Linked DNA regions of Homo sapiens: region 1 is linked to region 2. Evidence: read pairs that join two places in POLR2A ChIA-PET (ENCODE). Cell type or tissue: GM12878. All regions are shown on one strand.

Region 1 (2,500 bases), 210 kb after region 2:
TCCCTAGGAGCAAGACTGGTGTGCATGCTGCTGTGGTTGCTTTGGCATGGAATCCTTCTAAGAGTATCAAACTGTATAAAGTAGGTAGGAAACAGAACCTTGTATGCCTGGTAAACTTTGCCAAGGAGAAGGGTCTGCTCTCTGCCTAGGCTGGTTTTTCAGCATATGATTTAAGCATATTTTCCTTTGACTCTTCATATGTGTTTATTGATTTCTTTTTCTGCGCCATATTCTTTGTTTCTACTGTGATGCTTAGAGAGATGGTAGGTAGGGTGGAAAGAGATACGCTTTGAACTTGGCAGAATTCAGCCGACATAGATTTGATCCCTGCTCTATCACTTATGAGCTCTATGACCTTGGAAAAATTTGCTCCAGTGCTCCTAGCCAGCAGTGTTAGAATGATGCTGATAATAATCACCTTGCAAGGTTTTAAGCAAGATACATTTATGTAAAGTCACCAACTCAGTTCCTTTCACGATAATGGGCAGCCAGTAAATGTTACTTATTGTTCTCAAGATTGTCTTTTCTCAGCCAGACACTGTTGTATATATGCCTGTAATCCCAGCTACTCAGGAGGTTGAAGTGGGAGGATAGCCTGGAGTTTGAGACCAGCCTGGGCAACATAGTGAGATCCTGTCTCAAAGAAACAAACAAAAAACGAAAGATTGTCTTTTCTCATTGTTCTTTCTTGATTACACAAACACAGTGTGTCTTATAATTACAAAGCCATATGCTTGTGTTGATATCTTGTTTATTTGTTTTTGTAGTTTTTACTTAAGTAATATAAAAAAATAGCTAAGTGAAAATCTTCACGAATGAAAGCAACCTCTTTGTTTGTTCCTCGTCATCCTAACCAAAATCAGTAGTTTGATAGTACTTCTGTTTCATTATGACATACATCTACCAGTCACCTAACCTGGCCTTACTGAAACAAAACAGTCTTTGAGAAATGTAAGCACATCACTCAGCCTTGTTATGGAAAACTGGCAGAGCACCTGGGTGTGCCCAGAGGGACTGTGATTTCACTTCTCACTCCATAAGCAACATCCTTCTGTTGTGAATTAAATCTTCACAGTCAAAATCTGTGTCTGCATGTGCTTGTTTATTTGGAAAAGAAATGTTATTCAGAGAGGCATTTTATTTGTAATACTTGTGGAGCAATATGATATTAAGTGAGCTTAATATTGGTAGAGTGCTCTTTTCATTTTAAAGATTCTTCACATGCATTTGTTTTTCTTTCTGGCTTTCCTCTCTGTTATTAGGCCAACAGACAAGTTATATTTTATACATATGTGTCAGTATGATGCTTTACATGTGTTTATAACATATATGAATATGGTATATACTCTTCTGTTTGTGAATTGCTGTGCATATCTGAGGATACGCATGTTAGTGAACTGGTTTCAATTTACACAAGGAGGTTTCTTTTTTCTGCTTTCATCCAACCTTTATTGAGGACAGTAAATACTGCCTCTTATCTCCCATCCCAAGCTGAGTTCAGCATCTGGAGAAGCTTAAGGTCCCAATGCATCAAATTATCTTGCTCAAACTGTTGTTTATTACAGTCAATTTTGTCCTGTCACTCCAGTGGCAGAATGTCAAAGCTTTTCTTTGCATTGCCTTCAGCTTTTAGCCTCTGCAGGGATCTGATATGCTGCTCCTGCTTTGCCAGGGGGTGGGTTGGAGGGGACTCAAAGGGTCATGATGAAGCTCCAAGCCAGATAACTACAGCACTGGTTAACCTCCTTGCTAAAGCTGGGAAGGGTTTATGCCCCACCATTTCACTCCCTGGACCACAAACATGCACTTCATTTTATGAATGTCTGTTAATTTCCTATGTTTCCATTTCTTTTCTTTTGAGACCTGTGTAACCACAAGCAAAGCATGTATGATGGTATTCATAGAAGAATAGACAGTGTAAGTCTAGAAACTTAATGTGAATTTTGTCACTGACAAATATGTATTCTGTAATCTGAACAGTTTAATTTAGATAAATAGTTTATCTTTTAAAACTCTGACTAGAATAAACATTCACATGAATTTCCCATTTAAGTGTTTAAAACTTCAACTTCTAACCTTTTTTTCAGTTAGAAACATATATGTACCTAATTATTTCTTTTTAGTTTTATATAATTGTGATCATGTGTATAATTATACATGATGTAGCTTTCTGGGATGAAGTTTTGTTGTGACAAAAGGTGCTTTCCAAATACGTTTTTGTTTTGACCATTGTCAACATAGTTAATAATCTGTAGAAGTTTGCCTAATGCCTTCCTCTGGGGCTTCTTGACCTTGTTTTCTGAAACCTCCTTTTTTTTTTTTTTTTAATTTTTTTAATGACTCCTGTAATGTCTCATCAAAAAAAGCAGTTTCTATAGTATTCTTGAAAAATGAGTGTAATAGAGTTGGGGATGATAAATATATTTCCAGGATGGAATACAACTTATTCAGATAAGAAAAAATCTGGCAATAATGAAACATTTCACACTGATTATAAGCT
Region 2 (2,500 bases):
AAAAACAGAATGGTGTATGTTTACTGGAAGTATGGTTTCTACTGAATGCGTATCGCTTTCACACCGTCATAAAGTTGAAAAATCCTAAGTTGAGCCATTGTAAGTCGGGCATCATCTGTGCTTGTATAAGTTTTAAAGACAAAATTTTCTAATTTTAATTATAGAATTTCAGTTCTGTTTGACTGTACCTTGAGTGAAGGTCACTTTTTTTTTTTTTTTTTTTTTTAAAGAAACAAGGTCTTACTCTGTTGCCCTGGCTCTAGTGCAGTGGTGCAATCATAGCTCACTGTAACCTCAACTCCTGGGGTCTAGTGATCCTCCTGCCTGAGCCTCCCAAATAGCTAGAACTACAGGTGCACACTACCATGCCCAACTAATTTTTTTAGTTTTTGTAGAGATAGGGTCTTGCTCTGTTGCCCAGGCTGGTCTTGAACTCCTTAACTAAGGGAATCCTTTGTGCCTTGGCCTCCCAAAGAGCTGGGATTACAGGAATGAGCTACTATGCCTGGCCCAAAGGGAAAGACCTTTAGGACCAAAACATTAGTCATAAAAATTCTGTCCTTTAAAAATCTGAACTTTTATTTGTTCTTCATTCCATAATTGAGCTCAGTGGCTGAAATAATGAAAAATCCTTTGCTTTTTTACTTTTCTTTACCTTCTAAACTATTCTGTAGCTCTTTGTTAGTCTTGAAATCTCGATAAGTTTTTATCACCATTATCAACTGATTATTAATATTTTCTGAGAACAGTGTACTGCATTGCAGGCATCTAATGATTTTCTTCTTTCCTCTTCCTCCTCCTTTGTGTATCCATAATGTTTGGACTGCTAGCGTTGAGCCTGTTGTGATTTTTAAAGATAGAATTACACCTCTCTCGACATCCTGCTGAAACACAAGAGGACCTGTTCATAGACACTGCTGTCTGTATTTTCTCTAGGGGTATTAAAAATGCCCATATATGGAGCATAACATACTGTGGTATTAAGAGGATAAACTTAATCTGCTTCATTGAGGCTTATTACAGATTTTGGAGACTGGGGAGTCTGAAGCCTTGTTTTCAGAAAGTGTATCATCCTTTTATGGTATTTAGTTTGTTTTGAACTTTCCATTATTTCCAAATTCCTGCAGAAGTATGGAAATAAACAGTATTCTTTCTGATTATGACCTTTTGAAAGAAATAAGTTGTTTTTGTTTAGCAACAGCATTATCAATTTATGCCAACACATTTTTTCTATAACCAGTATAATTACAGATAGCAGTAAGGTCTGGAAATACCATCTCTTTGTTAACTCTCATTATTAAGGCAATAAAAAATAGTGTTAAAGTTTGTTTTCTGAGTATTGATCTGTCTGAACTTCTTTGTAACTAAAAAGAAAATCATACCTGTAAGTGAAAAGCTGGTTGCATTCAGTTGCTTTGCTGGCCAGCTGTTGTTGTAGGGTAATAAGGAACCCTAAGTGAGACTGCTAATCTTGTGTAGAAGTTAAGAGACTATGCAAGAAACTTTGCAACATTCAAGCTGCATTTCCATATTGTCCAAAGAATATTCATTTTGGTATTTCCTCATTGCCTAATACATAACCTCCTCCACTTTTGTGCACAATCTCTGTATGTGTGCGTGTGTTTGTATATGTGTGTTTATATGTATGTGTGTATATTTATGTGTCTGTGTAGGAGGTGCTTTTCAAATGTTAGCTGAAATATACTTAATCTGTGCATCTCTTTTTTTTACTGAAAGCGATCCCATCAAATATGATGATTGATGGAACCAAAATTCATTGAGGCCCTGCTGTTTGCTAGGCATCATGATAGGTCCTAGGCGTATGTGTTTTAGATTTTTGCAGATCTGCCTGGGAAATGCTTCTTTTCTCTCAGGGAAGACAAACCAATAATTATAACACACTGTATTAACAGAATTATGTACAAGAGGGTTGGAGGCACAGGAGAAGAGCATGTAAATTATTCTCAGTGGTCGCGAAAGTTTTCTGAAGAAGTATTTCTTGAGATGGAGTCTCATGCAGTCTCCCAGGCTGGAGTGGAGTGGTGCCATCTCAGTTTACTGCATCCCCCACCTCCCAGGTTCAAGCAATCCACCTGTCTCAGCCTCCCAGGTAGCTGGGACTACAGGCATGCACCACTGTGCCTGGCTAATTTTTGTATTTTTAGTAGAGACGAGGTTTCACCGTGTTGGCCAGGCTGGTCTTGAACTCCTGACCTCAAGTGATCCACTTGTCTCAGCCTCCCAAAGTGCTAGGATGGCAGGCACGAGCGCCCGGCCTCAAAGAGGTATTTTTTATGCAAAGAAGAGTAGAGGTCATTTTAGGCAGAGGAAACAGCATGGGCGTAAAGCATAGTGGCCGGAGCTATAGTGACTTCCCCTGGGAACTACAGGTAATTCAACCTCTGCCTCCTGGGTTCAAGTGATTCTCCTGCCTCAGCCTCCTGAGTAGCTGGGATTATAACCATGTGCCACCACGCCCGGCTAATTTTGTATTTTTAGT

Evidence for each region. ChIA-PET counts read pairs that join two places held together with the same protein. Peaks named below come from ENCODE experiments on the same cell type or tissue, not always from the same donor. Only the 100,000 strongest peaks of a DNase experiment are listed, where the experiment ranks them.
Region 1: POLR2A ChIA-PET joins it to region 2 with 5 read pairs; 2 of 35 experiments call an interaction of 5 or more read pairs at or near these places.

Annotation. Positions count from the first base shown.
Region 1 is chr6:21,156,792-21,159,291 of GRCh38, forward strand. All of the region lies in intron 13 of CDKAL1 (CDKAL1 threonylcarbamoyladenosine tRNA methylthiotransferase), which reads left to right. Among named protein-coding and RNA genes, the nearest start is that of LINC00581, 350 kb to the right of the region's middle. In GM12878, no CTCF peak of the experiment used is centred here; DNase peaks (open chromatin) are centred at 950 and 2,240; H3K27ac peaks cover 1,417 bases.
Region 2 is chr6:20,947,807-20,950,306 of GRCh38, forward strand. The region is part of intron 9 of CDKAL1 (CDKAL1 threonylcarbamoyladenosine tRNA methylthiotransferase); the gene reads left to right. Among named protein-coding and RNA genes, the nearest start is that of CDKAL1, 410 kb to the left of the region's middle. In GM12878, no CTCF peak of the experiment used is centred here; no DNase peak of the experiment used is centred here.